Regions from separate parts of the Homo sapiens genome. Here region 2 is linked to region 1. Evidence: read pairs that join two places in POLR2A ChIA-PET (ENCODE). Cell type or tissue: HepG2. All regions are shown on one strand. Links, peaks and the distances in the headings refer to the core of each region. The heading gives the core; the rest is flanking DNA.

Evidence for each region. Peaks named below come from ENCODE experiments on the same cell type or tissue, not always from the same donor. Only the 100,000 strongest peaks of a DNase experiment are listed, where the experiment ranks them.
Region 2: POLR2A ChIA-PET joins it to region 1 with 5 read pairs; 8 of 35 experiments call an interaction of 5 or more read pairs at or near these places.

The regions. Positions count from the first base shown.
Region 1 is chr11:68,122,889-68,134,012 of GRCh38, forward strand. It overlaps CHKA-DT (CHKA divergent transcript), which reads left to right. Exons shown (of 4, transcript NR_183630.1): 2 at 6,193-6,300; 3 at 6,553-7,194; 4 at 7,291-7,627. Among named protein-coding and RNA genes, the nearest start is that of CHKA-DT, 6.6 kb to the left of the region's middle. RefSeq lists an enhancer at 1-5. In HepG2, for the core only: no CTCF peak of the experiment used is centred there; DNase peaks (open chromatin) are centred at 4,093, 4,933, 5,513 and 6,013; H3K4me3 peaks cover 1,896 bases.
Region 2 is chr11:68,048,699-68,053,880 of GRCh38, forward strand. It overlaps TCIRG1 (T cell immune regulator 1, ATPase H+ transporting V0 subunit a3), which reads left to right. Exons shown (of 20, transcript NM_006019.4): 14 at 181-299; 15 at 383-596; 16 at 965-1,090; 17 at 1,264-1,368; 18 at 1,439-1,556; 19 at 1,789-1,966; 20 at 2,043-2,197. The coding sequence ends at 2,121. It overlaps CHKA (choline kinase alpha), which reads right to left. Exons shown (of 12, transcript NM_001277.3): 12 at 4,161-5,182. Among named protein-coding and RNA genes, the nearest start is that of MIR6753, 6.5 kb to the left of the region's middle. RefSeq lists an enhancer at 1,231-2,223. In HepG2, for the core only: no CTCF peak of the experiment used is centred there; no DNase peak of the experiment used is centred there.

The sequences.
Region 1 (11,124 bases), core at 2,805-7,804:
TGAACTTGCTCCACGCAAAATGGTCTTATTTAAGGATAAAAATGAAAGGGGACTTTTGTAAGGCTGCTGTGGCGACAGGCCTGGAAGTTGACCTGCAGGGAGGTAGGAGAGACCAAGGCCCCTGGGACGGAGGCCGGCCACTGGATGTTTGAAAGGCTGAGAAGCCAAGGGCTTCAATCTGGGGAGGCCGTTTGGATAAAGGAGCCAAGGACTTTCTCTAAAAATACCGGCTCACAGGGAGGTGGGGCCATGCCAATGGCCTGCCCAGGTGACAAGCCCTTTGTCCCACTGTCCCCTGGCACCAGTCTGGTAATCTCAAAGGAATGCCAGAAATCTGGCCAGGAGGAAGGGACACTAAAGTAAGGAGTGGCCCTCTATAATTTGAAATAACTCTTTCTGGCATCTGCTGGCTTTTGTTAGGAAAAGCCTCAGACATTTTTATGGGATCACAGTTCCCTGTGGGAGGAAGAGGTTGCCTCAAGGCCAGGCATGGTGGCTTATGGCTGTAATCCCAGCACTTTGGGAGGCCAAGGCAGGAGGATCACTTGAGCCAGGAGTTTGAGACCAGCCTGGCCAACATAACAAGACTCTGTCTCGCCGGGCGAGGTGGCTCATGCCTGTAACCCCAGCACTTTGGGAGGCCGAGGTGGGCGGATCACAAGGTCAGGAGTTCGAGACCATTCCGGCTAACACGGTGAAACCCCATCTCTACTAAAAATACAAAAAAAATTAGCCGGGCGTAGGTGGTGCATGCCTGTAGTCCCAGCTACTCGGGAGGCTGAGGCAGGAGAATGGCATAAAACCCAGGAAGCGGAGGTTGCAGTGAGCCGAGATCGCGCCACTGCACTACAGACTGGGAGACAGAGCGAGACTCCGTCTCAAAAAAAAAAAAAGACTGTCTCAAAAATTAAAAATGAAAAAAAAAATTAACAGAGCATTGTGTCTTACACTTGTCCGACTACTTGGGAGGCTCAGCCAGGAGCATCACTTGAGCCTGGGAGGTCAAGGCACCCACTGCACTCCAGCCTGAGTGACAGAGTGAGACCGTATTTGCTGAATGAATGAATCAGTGAGCTCCTGGCTCAGCAATTATTAACTTATGACTTTGGGCTGAGCCTCGGTTTCCTCAACTATAAAATGGGGATTATAATACCCCGAGCATCCAGGATTGAGAGAATGTATGCAAAATGCATAGCATGCAAGAAGTAACCGTTTGGTTGCGTGCAGTGCATTGCATGGCGTTGCCTCTGCCAGTGGTTGGTTTTCGGAGATGAATAATGCATGCACTTGTAGCATTTCACAGCTTGGGAAGACAGTGTCGTATAAGAAAAGAATTTGGGCCGGGTGTAGTAGCTTATGCCTGTAATCCCAGCACTGTGGGAGGCCAAGGTGGGAGGTTTGCTTGAGGCCAGGAGTTCAAGATGAGCCTGGGCAACAAGTGAGACCCTGTCTCTACAAAAAATAAAATAATTGGCCAGGCACAGTGACATGTGCCTGTAATCTCAGTTACTTAGAAGCCGGAGGTGGGAGGATCCCTTGAACCCAGGAGTTCAAGGCTGCAGTGAGCCATGATCACGCCACTGCTCTCCAGCCTGGGCAACAGAGGCTAGGAAAATAAAAATACATTTTAAACAAAAATAATTCAAACACTCTGATAACCAAAATGTCAATGTCTGTGCACAAGTAGACGAGTTTGAGAGAAACTTGCTATGGCAGGTAATTGGAGGTTGTTCCAATTACCAAACCTTTTCCTCTAGGATAAGATAAAAAAATTATCCAAAAGCTCTGTGATTGATGCTGAATTCTGAGAGCAGACTCAGAGGGTGGGTGATGGGCCTTAGGAGGGATAGAGGAAAGATTGGGAAGTTCCCGTCCACTCTGAATTTCCTGCTGATGGGTTCCTCGGGGTCCACCCACGGGCCTCAGCCCTGCCACCAACTCCAAGGCCTGTTCTGAGAAAGGGCTTTGTGAGTCTGACTCCCCCCAAGATGGGGGAACCCACTGTCAAGCACCTGGTAGGAGCAGGCTTTGAGCCCTTTCAAAGATGCTGCATACAGCAAGTTCCCTAAGCAGCAGTGAGGTGAGTGTCATTAGCACTTCATCTCCCAGGTGGCAAGGGAGCTTCCCAGGGGATAAAACCATTCGTTAAAGGCCAGCAGGACCTGGGACTCCACCCAGGACCCCATCCAGGGGAGCCTTGTCCTTCTGTCCTTCTGCACCATAAGCACCTTTGGCCCAGGAAGCACTAGACATTTGGCACAGTGGGGGTTCCCTCACGGGCTGGAGAAGCAGAGCCCTGGCAAGGCTGTGCTCACACCTCCTCCCAGGTCACACCCAGGACCAAGCACCCCTGCTCCAGTTCTGAGCCTTAAAATATTGATGAGAGCACAGAGGCCACCTGGCTGCAATCCTCCATGTTGAAGATTGGGTTGCAGTGCCAGCTAGCAGAGTGACATGGAGCTGGGCTTTCCCTGAGTGCTGAGCGTGGCCCCAGCCCAGCTCTGTCAGCGAAAGGCTGTGTAGGTCCAGCAGCTTTCTGGAGGTCTCTGAGCACAAGTGTGGTCTGACTTGGACTGACCCTTCTACCATACATTTGGCTCAGCACCCGCAGCCAGAGTCTAGGGCCCACAGGGCTCAGAGGAAGCAGGTGACTAGAATATCCATCTGTCTGGTGGGTGGGGCAGGCATTCCTCCTGTCCTCATTTGCAGGGATTTTGAGTATAATATTATGGGTAAAAATTCTGGCCAGGTGCAGTGGCTCACGCCTGTAATCCCAACACTTTGAGAGGCCAAGGTGGATCACCTGGGTCAGGAGTTCGAGACCAGCCTGGCCAACACGGTGAAACCCCGTCTCTACTAAAAATACAAAAATTAGCCAGGCATGGTGGCACATGTCTATAGTTCCAGCTACTCGGGAGGCTGAGGAAGGAGAATCACTTGAACCTAGGAGGTGGAGGTTGCAGTGAGCCGAGATCATGCCACTGCACTCCAGTCTGGGCAATAAAAGCAAGACTCCATAACGCGCGCGCGCACACACACACACACACACACACACACACACACACACACAATCTTTAGAGGTCATGCTGCCACCCACTGTGTGACCTTGGACAGAACATCTACCTTTCTAAGCCACTTTCCTCATCCCCAAATGGAGTCCTACTCTACAGGGCTGTTGGGGAGATTCACCGAAACCAGCAAGGAAAGAGCTGGGTGTAGAGCCAAAGCCCCACAAAGGGTATCTATGCTTTTCAGCTTATTGTTAGCTGGATTCCCAGAGCCTGGCAGAGAGCAGCAAATACCCATTCATCCTAAGTGCCAGTGGAAGCGCAAAGCCTGCAGGAGCTCTGGCAGGTCTAACAGGGCCTGGAGAGTTTTCCATTCTTTGAAGCTCCTGGCACATTCAAAAATTAAGAAAAATCTAGGCGGGACACGGTGGCTCACGCCTGTAATCCCAGCACTTTGGGAGGCTGAGGTGGGCAGATCACCTGAGGTCAGGAGCAAGACTCCATCTCTAAAAAAAAAAAAAGAAACATCTCGACAGGGTTACCAAAACTGGGGCATGTTTGAAATACTTAAATTGAACAAATCAGTGCTTTTAACACACATGCAAAAGTCCCATTCAAGATAATTTTGCAATTCTCAAGGTAATAGAGGGATTACTTTAAAATAATAATGGAGCCAACCAAGCATAGTGACACCTGCCTGTGGTCCAAGCTACTGGGGAAGCTGAGGCAGGAGGATCACTTGAGCCCAGGGGATTGAGGCTGTAGAGACATGATTGAGCCACTGACTCCAGCCTGGGTGACAGAGTGAGATACTGTCAATAATAATAATAATAATGGTTTGTAGAGCACCTTAAGTGGTATGGTGTGACAAACATCTTTCAGGCCTGACAACAGATCTCTGTACTAATCTGATTATCCTTATTCAGATGTATCTAAATCTGAGGCCCTTGGGGCACATGATTGCCTCCTGGGGCTGCCATAGTAGACCCTGGCAATGACCTAGTGACCGTTCCTCTACTGGAGATGATCCCCTGGGCCCCTCAGAATGCATTTCCTGTGTCCACATAGCCGGTGTTTTAAGTCAGGTGATCTTTTTTTTTTTTTTTTTTTTTTTGAGACGAGGCCTCTCTCGTTGCCCAGGCTGGAATGCAGTGGTGCAATCTCGGCTCACTGAAACTTCTTCCTCATGGGTTCAAGTGACTGGCCTGCCTCAGTCTCCCAAGTAGCTGGGATTACAGGTGTGCACCACAACGCCCGGCTAATTTTGGTATTTTTAGTAGAGATGGGGTTTTGCCATGTTGGCCAGGCTAGTCTCGATATCTGCCCACCTCAGCTTCCCAAAGTGCTGGAATTACAGGCATGAGCCACCGTCGCCAGTCTTAAGTCAGGCAATCTAAGCTCCCTTTCCAAGTTTGTTGAAAACCTGATTTGAGGTTTTGTGCTTTAAGCTTGCATTACATTTGTAACACAATAAATGCAATTTTTGGCACAATAAATGCAAAATTGTGGCGCAGTGACTCATACGTGTAATCCTAGCACTTTGGGAGGCCGAGGCAGGTGGATCACCTGAGGTCAGGAGTTCAAGACAAGCCTGGCCAACAGGGCGAAACCCTGTCTCTACTAAAAATACAAAAATTAGCTGGGCATCGTGGCAGGTGTCTATAATCCCAGCTATTTAACAGGCTGAGGCAGGAGAATCACTTGAACCTGGAGGGCAGAGGTTGCAGTGAGCCAAGATTGCGCCACTTTACTCCAGCCTGGGCAAAAGAGCCAAACTCTGTCTCCAAAAAACAAACAAACAAAATAGAAAATAAATACAATTTTTAAAAAGACCCCAGTCATCATGCAGGTTACACTGTGGGGATAACACTTCTGGGCTAGGAGTTGGGCAACCTGGGTTCAGGCACCGCACCCCCTCTGCCGGCTGCACAGGGCCCCTCTCCCCTCAGTCAGCCCTGGGCCCTGCAGGCTGGACTTTTGCCTGGTAGCTTTGGGCTGGCCCTCCCTTCTGCAGGGGACCCCTTGTACAGATGGGTAAGCAGAGGCACAGGGGCACAGGCAGGACAGCGGCTCTGCTCACGCAGGATGCCATGGCCAGTCGTGGGCCTACTCCATCCTTGATCCTCCCCTCCCAAGGGCACTTGCCATCCAGGCCTGAATGGCAAGAGGCCCCTAAGGGGCCCCCAGTCCTGTCGGCACCCCCTTTGAGTGACTGACAGGGAGGCAGGGGAGCTGGCAGCCCCCATCCCCACACCAGCTTGTGGAAGCTACCAGCGATCGGTGGGGCCCCACTGGCAGCCCGTCCGTGTAGCCTTGGCCGGGCCCCCAAGCTTCTTAGAATGCCATCTAAGAAGGCAGAGGGGGATGAGCGGCGGCGGGGAGGAGGGGCAGGCCTTGGGAAGATCCACTGGGTCACAGGGAAGCGAAGGCGGACCCTCCTCCCCCAGCGCTACTGCCCGGGCCGAATTCCAAGGCCAGCGGCTGCCCGCTGAGAAGGAATCCGGACCAACGGGATTCTGGCTTCCCTCTGGCCCCTCCTGGCGAGAGCGGCGCCGGGAGGAGGGGGCCTCAGAAGGGGCGGGCAGGGGCGGGGCCCGCGGGGTAGGCGGAGCTCCCAGGAAAACAGCGGGCGGGGCCTCGCGCGAGGGGCGGGGTTGGCGGCGAGGCGTCCCAGGACCCCCATTCCTCCCTCCGCCCCGGGGCTTCTGGGGAGCGGCGCAGCTTGACTGCCACCGACTGCGGGCCTCCCTGCCCTACAAGCCCCCACCCCCGCCCCCCCTTGGGACCTGGCGAGGAGTTGCCCCGCAAAGTTGGGGCTGGTGCGGGGTTAAGGGGATTACAATTTTCCTAGGACTTAGTGTGCTGAAGCTGCTTTTGCGATTAGAATTTATATTTACAATGCTGATAACAATAAACTACCCAGGCTACCGCGCCACGTGGACGGGGGTGGTGGATGGAAAGGGAAACCCTTGGCCACCAGCAGCCTGTGATAAGGCCAAGGTTCCCTGGCTGGATTGCTGCCTAGGATGCCTGTGGTCCCTACCCCCGCCCGGGAGGCAGGATTGACTAATCCGACCAAGCAAGGCCTCCAGGCTGGGCCAAGAACCCCTTCCCAGTCCTCTCCCAAAGTCTATGTCCTTGGGCTCACGCTGTCCTCTCCTGTCCTTGCCTCCTGCATCTACAGACCCCTGAGGCCCCCTCCTCCTTCAGAGCATGCACGTCGCAAATTCTCAATGACTGTTTGGAGGAATGAATAAATGAATTGTGAACAAATGGTCTGAAGATTCCAGAGGTAGCCTAATGGGGCCCTGCTGCTTGAGTTCTAATCCCAGCCCCACCAGTTGTTGGCTATTTGGCCCTGGGCAGGTGATTATTCTCTCTTTGCCTCTGTACCTTGCCCGTAAAATGAGGAGAATACCAGTACCTACTGCATAAGGTTGTTAAAGGATTAAATGAGTGAATAGTTACAAAGAGCCTGGAACAGAGTGTTCAAAGAAACACACAGCCACAGTATTAAAAAAATTAAAAACCCATTTCTCTCCAGGCTTCTGCCATCACTCTGTGTGACTTCAACATTCTACCTGCATGACCTATGCAGCACCTGGCCGCTGTTACCTTGCCACCCTCACTGACATCTTCTCTGCATAGGCCTTCCACCATGCCCTGTACTTTCTCCCCACTAGAAATAGCCCTGGCTCTGAAATGTGTTTTAATCATCCCACTTTGGGTCCACCAGTTCCTAGCCTTTGAGCTTAGGCCTCTCCTCCAGGACCCTCCCTGGCTACGATTTCCCAACCCCTCTCGACCTTCCATTCACTGACCTTGCCACTTTCTTGCCTCTTGTCTGCACCTCTCCCCATCCCTAGTGTGGATTCCATCCCCTTGTGAACGCTGCCACCCGTCCTGGCAGAGACTCAGTACTTCCACTCTCTGAATGCATTTCTTCTTCCTAGGCACACCAGAAGACTACATTTCCTAGCCCCCCACCCCCTTGCAGTGTCTGGGACCATGTGACTCCTTAATTAGGTCACTTCTCTCTCCTGGGAGGCCCTCTCTGCCCTCTCTAAGTCTAACTAGTGGCAAAGGATCTAAGGGAAGAAACCTGGCAGAGTTACTAGTCCCAAGAAGCCTGGGTCCCTGAATCACCACATGGAAGTCTACGCGCCCACCACCTGAATGGACTAAGGTATGAACAGAAGTAATACACACCCCTTTAGGGCCAAGGAGGTGAAACAGCTGGTATGCCTTCCTCACACTCTCCTCTGCTTTCCTGGTGACCTAGGAAGCTGCAGGATGAAGACAACAGCATCACAAGGAGGAAGCCAGGATCCCTGTGTTACCACAAGGAGGAGAGATGCCTAACCAAGACCGTCTGCAAGGATTTTGTGTGAGCCAGAAGCAGAGCTGTATGGTGTTCAGCCACTGAGATTTGAGGGCTGTTTGTTACAGCAGTTGACCTATCCTGACTGACACATCACATCATTCCTTTCCCCACCATGTGTCTAACATGCTACCAAATTGAATTTTAAGTAAATTAGTACTTATAAATTAAGTACAAATGCTTTTCAAATTCACATGAATCTTTGGTAAATAAAACTGGTTGTAAAATTATTGATAAATATAGAAATGTCTGAAATTATTGATAAAATAGCCTTGTGCAAGTAAGACTAATTTAAGATCATTGGTTCAATGAAAATAACTGAATCTTCTGAGTTGTCGGCAAAATGCTCATGTGTTTAAGATTCTTAGATAGGTGTTCACTTAATATTCAGACTTTAAAAATGATTAACCAGGATATAACTTTGACCAGCCTAGTATCATAGTTTTTATAAGTAATCCTGGGCCGGGCACGATGGCTCATGCCTGTAATCCCAGAACTTTGGAAGGCCAAGGTGGGTGGCTCATGAGGTCAGGAGATGGAGACCATCCTGGCCAACATGGTGAAACTCCATCTCTACTAAAAAAACAAAAAATTAGCCAGGCGTGGTGGCACGTGCCTGTAGTCCCAGCTACTCGGGAGGCTGAGGCAGGGGAATCACTTGAACCTCGGAGGTGGAGGTTACATTGAGCCGAGATCTTGCCACTGCACTCCAGCCTGGGTGACAGAGTGAGACTCCATCTCAAAAAAAAAAAAAAAAAAAAAGAATTGTGGAATCCTGCTGGGCATGGTGACTCATGCCTGTAATCCCACACTTTGGGAGGCCAACGCAGGTGGATCACTTGAGATCAGGAATTTGAGACCAGCCTGGCCAACATGGTAAAACCTCATCTCTACCCAAAGCACACAAAAAATTAGCCAGGCATGGTGGCAGACACCTGTAATCCCAGCTACTCGGGAGGCTGAGGCATGAGAATTGCTTGAACCTGGGAGGTGGAAGTTGCAGTGAGCCAAGTTTGCACCACTGCACTCCAGCCTGGGCAACACAGCGAGACTCCATGTCAAAAACAACAAACAAACGAACAAAAAGAATTGTGGAATGCTGCTCATCCATAAAATGCTAATATCTAATGGGCATTTCAGGATTTCTTGCTTTCTAGATTTATATAAAATGTGCCAAAGATGTGTTCTTATTGAGAAAAAGAAGAATTTTGTCTAATTCAGAAGTTATCTGCCCAGACGCAGTGGCTCATGCCTGTAAACCCAGCACTTTGGGAGGCCAAGTTGGGTGGATTACTTCAGGTCAGGAGTTCAAGACCAGCCTGGCCAACATGGTGAAACACATCTCTACTAAAAATACCAAAAAAAAAAAGTTATCTAAAAGTCAATTCAAATTATGGAGTTAAAAGTGGTTCTTGGCCAGACGCAGTGGCTCACACCTGTAATCCCAGCACTTTGGGAGGCCAAGGCAGGTGGATCACCTGAGGTCAGGAGTTTGAGACCAGCCTGAGCAACATGGTGAAACCCCATCTCTACTAAAAATACAAAAATTAGCTGGGTGTGGTGGTGGGCGCCTGTAATTCCAGCTACTCAGGAGGCTGAGGCAGGAGAATCTCTTGAACTGGGGAGGCAGAGGTTGCAGTGAGCTGAGATCATGCCATTGCACTCCAGCCTGGGCGACAAGAGTGAAACTCCATCTCAAAAAAAAAAAAAAAAAAAGGTCCTTAAACAAGGTTGAAAGAAACCATTAAGTAGGGGAGAGAGAGATGTGAAAAAAATTATGGATACAAAGATGTATTTTTGGCAAAGAAGCTTATAAAGAAAAGACAATACCTTTATATGAGAAAGGATCTTGTATGGAAAATTATTGTCCTAGAGTAGAATGACTGGTTATTTAAGAAAGAGGAAGGCCAGATGTGGTGGCTCACACCTGTAATCCCAAAACTTTGGGAGGCTGAGGCAGGGGGATCATTTGAGCTCAGGAGTTTGAGACCAGCCTGGGGAACATGGTGAAACACTGTCTCCCCAAAAATATAAAACTTAGCTGGGCATGGCAGCATGTGCCTGTAGTCCCAGGTACTCGGGAGGCTAAGGTGGGAAGATTGCTTAAGCCGAGGAGATTCAGGCTGCAGTGAGCCAAGATTGTGCCACTGCATTTCATCCTGAGCAACAGAACAAGACCCTGTCTTTAAAAAAGGAAAGAAAGAAGGAAGGAAAGAAGGAAGGAAGGAAGGAGAGAGAGGGAGAGAGAGAGGAAGGAAGGAAGGAAGGAGGGAGGGAGGGAGGGATGGAGGGAGGGAGGGAGAGAGAGAGAAGGAAGGAAGGAAAGGAAGGAAGGAAGACAGAGAGAAGCTGGGTGTGGTGGCTCATGCCTGTAATCCCAGCACTTTGGGAGGCTGAGGCGGGTGGATCACCTGAGGTCGGGAGTTCGAGACCAGCCTGACCAACATGGAGAAACCCCGTCTCTACTAAAAATTCAAAATTAGCTGGGCATGGTGGCACAGACCTGTAATCCCAGCTACTAGAGAGGCTGAGGCAGGAGAATTGCTTGAACCTGGGAGGCGGAGGTTGTGGTGAGCTGAGATCACACCATTGCACTCCATCCTGGGCAACAAGAGCAAAACTCCATCTCAAAAAAAAAAAAAGAAAGAGAAAATGAAGAAAGAGAGAAATAGTCTAGGACAAGTCAGAAAGTCCAAGCAGGACATAGATGGTTTGTGTAAGTTGTGATAAGATTTGTAAAGGGGAGGCCGGGCGCGGTGGCTCAGGCCTGTAATCCCAGCACTTTGGGAGGCCGAGGCGGGCGGATCACGAGGTCAGGAGATGGAGACCATCCCGGCTAAAACGGTGAAACCCTGTCTCTACTAAAAATACAAAAAATTAGCCGGGCGTAGTGGCGGGCGCCTGTAGTCCCAGCTACTTGGGAGGCTGAGGCAGGAGAATGGCGTGAACCCGGGAGGCGGAGCTTGCAGTGAGCCGAGATCCCGCCACTGCACTCCAGCCTGGGCGACAGAGCGAGACTCCGTCTCAAAAAAAAAAAAAAAAAAAAAAAGATTTGTAAAGGGGAATTTACAAAAACAGGAATTTTGTTTGTGATTAAGTTAGCTGCGATTAAAAGGAGATTATTTCTCCTTTCTAAGGAATGGTCCCCTATGTTAAAAGAAGGTCTGCTTAAGGTATTGATTTGCTCTTAATGAAATTATAAGAAATTTTGCTTTTCAATTTTTTGTTTGTTAGTTTTGAGATGGAGTCTCGCTCTGTCGCCCAGACTGGAGTGCGGTGGCGTGATCTCAGCTCACCGCAAGCTCCACCTCCCAGGGTCACTCCAGCCTGGGCAACAGAGCGAGACTCTGTCTAAAAAAAAAAAAAAAAAGGGATGAATGAGTGCCTGTCCACCTCCATTTCATCTGGCCTAGCATATTTAACTGTCTACACGTCTTTTGATTCTAAGTCTCTTGGCCACAGCGGTCCCACTTAGGGACATAATATAGCCAGGGCAGGTAGCACACCACCCTGGCATCGATATGGGGCACAATAAAAGCTTGGCCATGATACTGCCTCTGGCATACCATGACCAGAAAAAAAAAAAAAAAAAAAAAAAAAAACACATGCACCTGAAAATCTAGTTGAGGCCATGACAGGAAGTGGGTAGGGGGAGGGAGAGTCAGCCAGGCCTCACTATATTTCCTCGCCTTGGAATTCCACACATATTTTCCCTGATGGTACCACCAATTATAA
Region 2 (5,182 bases), core at 1-5,000, 77 kb before region 1:
GCTGGCACCGTGGCAGCTGGCCCATCTGCGCTCTGTTGCCCCTCGGTGGGTGGGTGATGGATGAGGCTGCAGGCTCCGAGGGGGAAAACAGGGTGGTGAGAGAGTGACTCGGGCCGGGGACTTCCTGGCAGTGATGGCGAGGGAGCCCCTGAGTCCAGCCCACCCCTGCTGCCACCCTAGATTTGGAGCCTGGCTGCCAACCACTTGAGCTTCCTCAACTCCTTCAAGATGAAGATGTCCGTCATCCTGGGCGTCGTGCACATGGCCTTTGGGGTGGTCCTCGGAGTCTTCAACCACGTGTGAGGGCCAAGGCTGCCCGGGGGACGGGAGGCTGGCAGGCCAGAGTGGGCCCCAGTGAGCACACCTCCCTCTTGCCCGCCAGGCACTTTGGCCAGAGGCACCGGCTGCTGCTGGAGACGCTGCCGGAGCTCACCTTCCTGCTGGGACTCTTCGGTTACCTCGTGTTCCTAGTCATCTACAAGTGGCTGTGTGTCTGGGCTGCCAGGGCCGCCTCGGCCCCCAGCATCCTCATCCACTTCATCAACATGTTCCTCTTCTCCCACAGCCCCAGCAACAGGCTGCTCTACCCCCGGCAGGTGGGCTGCGGCTGGTGGGGGCCGGGCTCACACGGCCTCATGGGGACCCCGCGGTCACAGGGCCACTGGGAGCTGCAAGATCCTCGTCCGAGAAACGGGGATGCAGGCCCCGGGCCGTGCAGACAGGGCCGTCAGAGGTGATGGTGTGCATCTTTAGCAGGTGGCACAACTGGCACTGGGAACCGGGGGTCCCTTCCCTCAGGAGTCCTTATGGAGGCAGACCCTCACCCAGTGAGGGCACGGAGCCCCCGGGGGCCCTGGAGGGAGGAGCGACCGCAGGCTCTCTGGGCCCCGTGACTGCTGTGACTCAGGTTCCTTTGCAGGTGTGCACAGCAGGGACGCCCTGACTCTCGCCCTCTCCCTGGCAGGAGGTGGTCCAGGCCACGCTGGTGGTCCTGGCCTTGGCCATGGTGCCCATCCTGCTGCTTGGCACACCCCTGCACCTGCTGCACCGCCACCGCCGCCGCCTGCGGAGGAGGCCCGCTGACCGACAGGTGGGACCGGGGCCTAAGGTGTGGGGGGCTGCTTGCGGGGAGAGGCCACTGTCCGGTGTGTCCCTGACTCCTCGCTTCCTGACAGACTCCTGAGTGGCCAGGAGCAGGCCTGGCGGGTGGTGGGGGACCTCCTGGGGCTGGAGTGCTGCCAACACTGCCTGCTCATGCCCCAGGAGGAAAACAAGGCCGGGTTGCTGGACCTGCCTGACGCATCTGTGAATGGCTGGAGCTCCGATGAGGAAAAGGCAGGGGGCCTGGATGATGAAGAGGAGGCCGAGGTGGGTGCAGTGCCTTCCTGGGGGTGGGACGGCTGAGGCCCTGCCGGCCCTCACTGCACCCGCCCCGCAGCTCGTCCCCTCCGAGGTGCTCATGCACCAGGCCATCCACACCATCGAGTTCTGCCTGGGCTGCGTCTCCAACACCGCCTCCTACCTGCGCCTGTGGGCCCTGAGCCTGGCCCACGCCCGTGAGTGACCTGGCCACCGACGGCTGGCCCCAGCTCCTGGCTTCTCACATACCGCTGCTGGCTGGGCGGGTTGCTTCTCTCTGGGCCTCAGTTTCCCCTCTGTAAAGTGGGACTGTCCAAGGAGGTCCCTCGCTGGCCCCCCGTGCAGGGAGGGCTTCAGGCTGCGGCAGGTAGGTAGGGGGCTGGCAGGCACCCACTTGCCGTTGGCCCCCACTGTCTCCTTTGCTTGCAGAGCTGTCCGAGGTTCTGTGGGCCATGGTGATGCGCATAGGCCTGGGCCTGGGCCGGGAGGTGGGCGTGGCGGCTGTGGTGCTGGTCCCCATCTTTGCCGCCTTTGCCGTGATGACCGTGGCTATCCTGCTGGTGATGGAGGGACTCTCAGCCTTCCTGCACGCCCTGCGGCTGCACTGGTGAGCGACCACCCACTGGCCTGGGCTGCTCAAGGCGTGAGTTCCCCTCACCAACCCCTCTGCTTCTCACCCCCAGGGTGGAATTCCAGAACAAGTTCTACTCAGGCACGGGCTACAAGCTGAGTCCCTTCACCTTCGCTGCCACAGATGACTAGGGCCCACTGCAGGTCCTGCCAGACCTCCTTCCTGACCTCTGAGGCAGGAGAGGAATAAAGACGGTCCGCCCTGGCAGTGATGTCTCGTCTCTCTTCCCTCCTTTTTAGCTGAGGCAGGTGGCAGGGTAGAAGGCATGGTGTAGGATCTGGGACCTCAAAAGTCAAGGCCTGGACCTGAGCAGATCTGCAATAATGTCAGACTCTTGGGGTGAAAAGGGGCAGAAAAGGGCCAAGGAGAGATGTTTCCAGCACATTCTAACTTGGAGTGAGCAAATGTCTTCCCAGGCCGGGTCAGGGGAGTGAGCTCCCCATCCTTGGAGGTGTGCACCTGGCTGTGAGCGGGTGTCTGGGTTACTCTCTGTTGGGAGTGGTGCCAATATCCATGCCCTGGTGCCGGGCCTCAGGGGTCTGGAAGTACAGAGCAGTGTGGGGCACCTGAGCCCCGGCCAGTGCTCCATGCAGGGCCATGGTGTCACACGCCCAAGGCCACACACCTGCCAGGAAGGGTAGAGGCTGTCCCCAGCAGCAGACATTACCCAGGACCCCGGGGTTCAGAACAGGGGCTGAGCCTGACTCCAGGCCCAGCCTCCCCTCACCTGAGACTACAGTCTTCCTGATCCCTCCCAGGTGGTCCTTCCTGCGTTGCTGGCAGAATGGGGGTGGCTTTCTGCAGTTCCCTCTGGCCTGGGTCCCACCCCCACTGGGAGGCAGAGGAAGTGCTTCCCAGAAGCCAACAAGCTGCAAAGTGGTTCTTCCCACAGCTGTGGCTGAGGCCAGCTGCTGGGAGGAGCCTGTCCATTGGCTCCTGGACTGCTTTGCTCAGGACCTCTGGATGCCAGGGGTCGTATCAGGGGCTCTAAGGTAATTCCACATGCCCAGCAGATTCAGCTTAGAGAAACGGTGCTCACAGTGCTGGGGTAGGAGCAGAGAAGGCTAAATGAAGGACTCCGGAGAGCTGCAGGTGGATCTGGACCAAATCCAGAACCCAACGCCTTACTCCCTCCTGGGGAGAGAGCTGGGCAGAGACTTGGGGCGGGCAGTGAGGTGGGGATAGGTGAGCAGCACTCGTGGTGAGTGGCCCCAGTGTGATTTAGGAGGGGTGCAGTGTGGGATCCCAGGGACATGACCAGTCAGCCCCGCCCTGGCTTTGACATGGGGGTGCCTGGCAGTGGTGGCTAGAGAAGTCCAGTTTGCCAAGAGAATGGCACATAAGGCACTGGGGTGGGCACCTCTGGGGCATGGACATAGGGAGACATAGGGATGGGGTGGGTCACCTGCGTGGAGGACTGGGCACTGAACAGCACAGGCCCGAGCCCATCCTTGTCCACGTGAGCTTATGGCCTGATGTAGAGACCACCAGGGGCTCCAGGAAAGTTAAGCTGCATGGAGAGAAACGATGGGCCAGGGCCGGGCCCAGGGTGGTTTAGGGAATGGCAGTGTCCTGGGTAGAATAGGAAGGCCTGAGACTGTGACTGAGCTGACAGTGGGGCAAAGTGAAGGAGCCCAGTATTGGAAGATCGGCTCCACATGTATCTCTGCGAGGAGACTGCAAGCGAGCTCGTGTGGACCAGGCAGAGGCGAGGGCTGAGTGAGGCCAGCAGTGGCCTGGGCACAGGAAGACGGTGAGTGAGAAGCCACTGGAGCTCCTGTGCAGGAGCGCAACACCTTTACTGCTTCATTCAGTTTGGCTTCACCTGCTTAAAACTGTAACTCTCTAGAAGGCTGAACAGCAAAAGCCTCCCTCCTGCCCAGCCGCTCAGCATCCCCAGGCACCAGCACTGCTCCCAGTCTCCAACGTCCTCCAGGGCTCTTCGCTTCTGGGCTAGAAGCAGGGAAACCAGAGTGTGCTGGGGAAGAAGAGGAGGAGGTGGAGGAGGGCTGATGATGGGGCCACATGCTGCTGGGATGCCAGCTGAGAGCAGCGGAGCACTGCTAAGCTAAGGGGCTGAGTGGGTGCAGATGGAGCCCTCCGTGGGCTCCTTCAGGTACCAGGAGCCCTGCCTGAGATTCAGGACACATCCAAGGGTGACAGCTTGAGGTTGGGTTTTTATTTTTTTATTTGTATAGTACAATCTCTGTGGTAGCAGAAATATATGCACAAAAAACAATTCAAATAAGAGTTCAGAGTAAAAAAAAGTCAGCTAAGACTGTATCCCGCAGGACATTTCATATATATGGATTTCACAGCTACACTCGATCCACGCCCCACACCACATACAGGCTGCTGTCTCCCACAAGAATGATGATGTCAGGGGCATCAGGAAAGGTAAGGGCCGGGAAACCGGGCCCTTGGAGAACCCTGCCCAGGGGAGGCCCAGCCTACTCACAGGATCCGACACTCCAGGCAGAGCAGAGGGCAGGAGAGGCCCAAAGAGCTAGGTCAAGCAGCTGGCTCCCCTGGGAGGGGAGCCGGGAGACAGGGAGGTCCTCACACTGCCCCCGTGGCCACGCATGGCTGTCTGCACACTCCATCAGGAGGAAGGGCAGGGGAGAAGTCACATGCAGTACAGTGAAACTCATCAGTGTCACACACGCCCAGCAGGAGGGGAGAGCTCTGCTCCACACGCTGGCGGCCTTGGCTGCTCCAGAGCAATCCGCTGCTCCAGCTTCAGCCATGGGACCAAGAGGGTAAAGGAGCAGCTTCTGGAGGCCCCAGGCAGAGGCCACCTTGCAGCAGTGACTGGCGACTTTGCAGTACATCTCTGCTCACTTGCTGTCCCTTGGGAGTGAGCACCGTCTATAACACATCGCCATCTACAAAAGCCTGGTCACAGTGTTCACCAGCACATTCATGAAAATTTAAATCAACATTAACCAAAGTACCTGCAAGTAACACTGCTTACTCTTGCTGTTTGCCTCATCTGACTGGAAACCTTAGCCCCCAAATATGAAATGCCTTCTCTAGATTAAAAGGATTCAGAGATGTTGCACTATTGCACTATATTTCTGCTTCCCGATCTCGTTTCTGAGTCCTAGTGAAATCGTAAACAAGAGATGAAATAAACGTCGCTCCATTTTAATACCGTCTTTAGTATCATACACATGTGTTCAGTAGTGAGCC